Linked DNA regions of Homo sapiens: region 2 is linked to region 1. Evidence: chromatin loops called from intact Hi-C (ENCODE). Cell type or tissue: endothelial cell of umbilical vein. All regions are shown on one strand.

Evidence for each region. Hi-C counts contacts between places; a loop is a spot of excess contacts. Peaks named below come from ENCODE experiments on the same cell type or tissue, not always from the same donor. Only the 100,000 strongest peaks of a DNase experiment are listed, where the experiment ranks them.
Region 2: a loop joins it to region 1, with 3 times the contacts of the local background. A loop is called at or near these places in 3 of 110 quality-filtered maps.

The regions. Positions count from the first base shown.
Region 1 is chr6:22,883,537-22,886,036 of GRCh38, reverse strand. No RefSeq gene overlaps it. Among named protein-coding and RNA genes, the nearest start is that of LINC03005, 170 kb to the right of the region's middle. In endothelial cell of umbilical vein, no CTCF peak of the experiment used is centred here; a DNase peak (open chromatin) is centred at 1,436; H3K27ac peaks cover 2,068 bases.
Region 2 is chr6:21,663,350-21,665,849 of GRCh38, reverse strand. It overlaps LOC124901483, which reads left to right. Exons shown (of 3, transcript XM_047419653.1): 2 at 35-203; 3 at 892-1,309. The coding sequence ends at 1,295. Among named protein-coding and RNA genes, the nearest start is that of CASC15, 1.8 kb to the left of the region's middle. RefSeq lists a silencer at 1-172. In endothelial cell of umbilical vein, no CTCF peak of the experiment used is centred here; DNase peaks (open chromatin) are centred at 1,179 and 1,279; H3K4me3 peaks cover 1,711 bases; H3K27ac peaks cover 596 bases.

The sequences.
Region 1 (2,500 bases):
TCTGCATTATTTTTTCCCCAACAAAAATAGTCATCTTAATTATCCCTTATTATTGGACATTGTTGTTTTGGACCACACTACTAACATTTGCATCTGTCTTTTCTTACTGAAGCACATACTATACACACACACACACACACACACACACACACACACTCTCTCTCTCTCTCTCTCTCTCTAATACACATACTATCTTAGAAAAATGCTCTATAAAAACATAAACAGATTAATATAAGTTAAGATTAATTTGAAAATATGCTGTATACTTAATTTTTGTAAGCCTTTATCAGTGTCTTTATAATGAAATTTTTAAGCAATATACTTATTTTGCTGGGATTTTTTTCAAAACTGGTAAAAAGAACTGTTGAGATAAAATTTTAGGTATTTATTATGTTCATATAAGGAAACTCTGACTTGCTTTCATAGGCATAGATGTCACTCTCCTTTTCACTTAATTGATTTTCTATCTCCTAATAATTTTTTGTTTATCTAGTATCTGATTAATAACCAAAAACATCTGCACGTCTTCCTAATAGGAGGAATATGCGTAGCACAGATTGAGCTAGCAATGTTTGATGATTATGAGTATATATTTAGTTATCAGAGAGGTAAACCTGATCATTGCTATATTTTTTCAAAAGCATAAATTTCAGGTTTGAATATGCTCACAGAATACACATGCATATAAATTACATTAGTCAATGGGAGAAAGTTGGAAAAGGAATAAGGAAAGAAATCTTTAGTCTTATACTCAATTGGTGAACCTACCAACTCCATCACGTCTCAAGTCAGGTGGGCTTTGGAGGCCGATAGATTTATTATGCTTACAAAGCTGCAGGGAAAACTTTGGATAAGAAAACCTAAAAAGGTAAAAAGCAGCTGAAAGTATTGAAATATAAAGATTATTCAGTATTAAACCATCCGTAGTATTAAAGGTGGGAAGTACAAACAAATCTCACTGAAGCTAGCATACTAATGTGAGATTTATGCTGTTGATAACCATTTGCAATTAAGTATAATGTGCAAATACCATGGGATTATATGTTTCAGTTGTTAGAAATAGGAAAAAAAAAGGATTAGTTTTTGGCACTTCTTAAATTTAATAATAGCTGGTGTGCTGGAAAGAAAAATGAAAAAAAATCCTTTCTCTGGATTAGCAAAGAAAGAGCTAATATCTGTCAGTGAATACCATTATGATTTTTATACATGTCTCTGGTTTGGCTTCATTCATCGATTGCACAGATATTACTTAAATAAGACTTCAAGAGAGAATGCGGATTTTTGAAACTGAGGATTGGTCTCCAATGTTGTGGTTGCCAAGTAGTGGATTAACAAGCTGTCAGTGTGAAATCCATTCGTTTCTTCTTATCATTCAGGAAGCAGACATCCTGTCACTCTCTACCGGCTTCGTAACTTTCACAGGAAGGTAGAGGCATCACAGTGGCGGCTCCAGGTTTTATTTATATGGAACAATATTCTGATCATGATGTTTGACCTTTCCTATCAAATACCTTTGTTATCTTAATCAGTGTGTCATTGCCACATTCATGTGTTTTTGTTTTTATACAATATTATTAATTTGAACCATATGAAACTGCCATTTTGTAGTTCCAAAATGATCACGTATTCACAATGTCACCATTTCATATGGTTCAGCCTACTATTGATTTACTTATGGAAGAGTGAAGGAGCAGGGATAATTTTATAGCAAGTAGCAAAGAAAAGAGGAGAAATGCAAGTACCAAAGCAAAGAGGAGAAGAGTGTGTGTGTGTGTGTGTGTGTGTACTGAGAGTCTAATATGTGTTAGGCACATCTTATGCACCAGATATACAGCAAGAAACCAGATTAAGCCTCTGTTCTCATGGGGGTTACAGGTCTGCAGGGAAAATGGATAATAAAGTAGTGTACGAGAGAATTCCAGATGAGTTCTATGAAAAACATGTTATTCAGGGAAAGAGAACATAAAGAGACTTGGCAGGAGGTGTTGCAGGTAGGAGAGGGACAACTCTTTTAGACAGGGTGGACACAGAAGACCTCCTTCAGGATATGAGAGTTGAACAGAAATTTGAAAACAAAGAGAATATATCTCACAAAGAACTGAGAAAGCCGTGTTCTACAGTAATGGGCTAGCAAGTGTAAAGGCCATGAGGTGGAAAGGCACTGGACTGACTTAAAGAGGAACACGGTGGCCAGAGTGGCTTGAGCAAGTGATGGAAAGGGAGGGTGGTAACAGACAAGGTCATAAAATCAGGTGGGGCCAGATCTGGAGGGGTGGTAGCCTTAGCCAGCCTTGGGATTTTATAGGAAAGTGATGGAAAGTCACTGAAAAGTTTTGAGCAGAGGAGCACAATGATATTTTAAAAAGATTACTCTGGCTTCTATGTGGATAATTTCCTAAAAGGGAAAAAGAACAGAAGCAAGAAGTCCAGCTGCAAAGTCACTGAGATTGTCCTGTGAGAGACAGCTCAGCTTTGACATGGGCCTTAGGAGTGGACGTGC
Region 2 (2,500 bases), 1.2 Mb after region 1:
ACGCTGTCCCTCTGGAGAGCCCTCTAATTGGCAGGACAAAGGCCAGCTCCGGGTTCGGCCGGGGCCTCCGCCCATCCCTCGGGGCTACCTGTTGCTGCAGGCGCAGCGCAACTCGGTCCAGGGGCTCCGAGGAAGAATTCCCAGCTCCAGCATCGCGCCCACCTTCTCAGGCCCCGAACTTCCCCTAATCTCAAACTGCGAAGGCAAGGCTCTCAGGATGACCAGGCGCCCTCTGACCCTACAGCCAGGCGCTGCTCACTCGTCCTCTTCCCTACACCACGTCCTCGTGCTCACCCCAAAGATCTGACTCGGGGTCCCAGGCCGCCTCCTCATCCTCCACCCCCTGCCGCGACACGTCCCAGCCGAGCATCCCCTCTTTCCTTCCCCTCCCCCACTGCCTTGTCCGGGACAAATCAGGTGTCTCGGACCAGGAACAGCTCCCGACCCTTCCCCAGGTCCCTTCCAGTCATTCTCAACCTCCAGAATTGGGACCCCATCCACATGGTCCCCCACCCCTCGACCCTGATCCCAACTTCGGGCCATAGCATTAGCTCGCTGAGTGACTCAGAGCAGCACTCGTTTTCCTTCTAGATCCACTAGAATTGAAGAAAAAGAAAGCAGGGAGGTGGGGGAAATGGGAGAGAGTAGGGGCCCGCATGGGGAAGCAATTTCTAGGGCAAAAGAAAAAAACATTTCAATGCGAACACCCACCCTCCAGTTGGTATCCAGCCCGTCGCGCACCTTTGCCTCCACCCTCTTTCCTTTCTCCCCATCCCAGACTTGGAATCCTTTCGGGTTGGTGAAGTTTGGGGGTAGAAGGATGAGGTAGACGGAACCTTGGGGACCTGGGGGCTATGTCCTGGGTTGGCTTGCGGGGGGAGGGGCATTAAGAGGAGGGCTCCCGCTGGGTCCGGAATGTGGTGGCGGTAGGTCCCTGCACCCGCCCGGCGACTCCTTGCCAAGGTCTCTCCTCCAGAGCAGAACAAAGACGCCGCGAGGAGAGCTTCTGTCCTCGCCTCCCCCGCCCCGCGCTTCACTCGCACCAGCCCACGCCGCTCTCGGAAACTTTACAACCAACTTCCCCTAGAGTTCGTGCGCGCGGCGAGTGGGCCAGAAGGAGAAACCGGGACAATCGCATCCCGGGACCAGAGATGCCCTCTTCCGCGTCCCCTCCTGGACAGGGAGCACCACCTCTTGCACCGCCCGTCCCAGTCTGCGAGCTGGGCGACCCGCGGTGCCAGGGCGAGCGGAGCACGCGCTTTTCCCAGCCCCTTAAGCGAATGATGTTTCTTTAGTCTGGACGCGTACAGTACTGGGCAGTGGGGTCGGAGATAAAGAAGCGGCCGCCGGCCACGCGCAGGGCCGCGGCTCTGGCCGCAAAGTGAGGCCGAGAGCGCAGGAAGAGCACGGGTGTGAGCCGCGCCCGTCGGGCCGGGTTCCTGCGCGTCCCGTTCCGCCCTCGGATCCCAGCGAGCAGCCGCGAGGCAGGACTCAGGGACCGCCCGGGCGGACCTCCTGGAACGTCGGCCTCCTCACCTGCGGGGAGCCCCGACACCTGCGCCGTCTCCTTGCGGAGCCCTGGGTCTCTTGGGCAGTCAGTCGCCTACTGGAAGCTCAGGAACCTCATCTTAGGCGAGGAATCTTGAACGCACCACAACCAACCACAAAGAGAAAACAGCCCCCACCCACTCCTGTCTGGCACATTTTCCTCTTTGTTTAATTATGTTGACTTCCAGAATTCTCTTTTTGGGAGAAGCCTACCCTCCCCCAGACAAAACCTTTCCTTCTGTTATCCTCAGGGATCTGCGTGGAAAATAATGAAAAGTCAGTACTTTGAGACAATTCCATTCTGTTGCCTCTCGAAAATGCTCCAGGTTATAGGGTAAATCAACCAAGATAGAATTTTTGACTTCGAAATAACACCCAATACTCCGCTTACTAATCAGAGCTATTAAAACATTACCGATCCTTTGAAAATGTTTACTGTTTGTTTCTCTCTTTTTTATGGGAATGAAGAGTAAGGGTCATTTGCTAGGTGCAAAAGTCAATATGGCCTTAAGAAGGCTTTCTTCCTGCTGCCTGTCTTTATGAAATATTGCTCTCAGAGCTGTTTGAAGTATCTCCCTTTCCCAACCTGCTTGTGAACAAACATTTCTTCCTGGAATCTTGGTCTTCAACAGGTCAGAGCTCCCCCATCTCTGTAATAAAGCCCACTCCTGGGACAATGTATGAGCTGTTCACTCCTACCTTTTAAAAGCATACCATCTTTTCTCAGATGCCACCACAGCTTTAATATATTTTTAAAGAGTTAATTAACATCATCTAGGCTCAAAGATGGATATAGCAGAGCATATCAGCCAGGTATCTTTTCTGTACTAACAGGGCTGGGGCTCCACCAGTATGTCATGGGCTTCCTACTGGCAGGCCAATGGCATCTTACTCTTCCCTCTCTGCTTCCCCATTCAAGGGCTTCCTGTGGCTGCCAGACCCCACTTTGCCA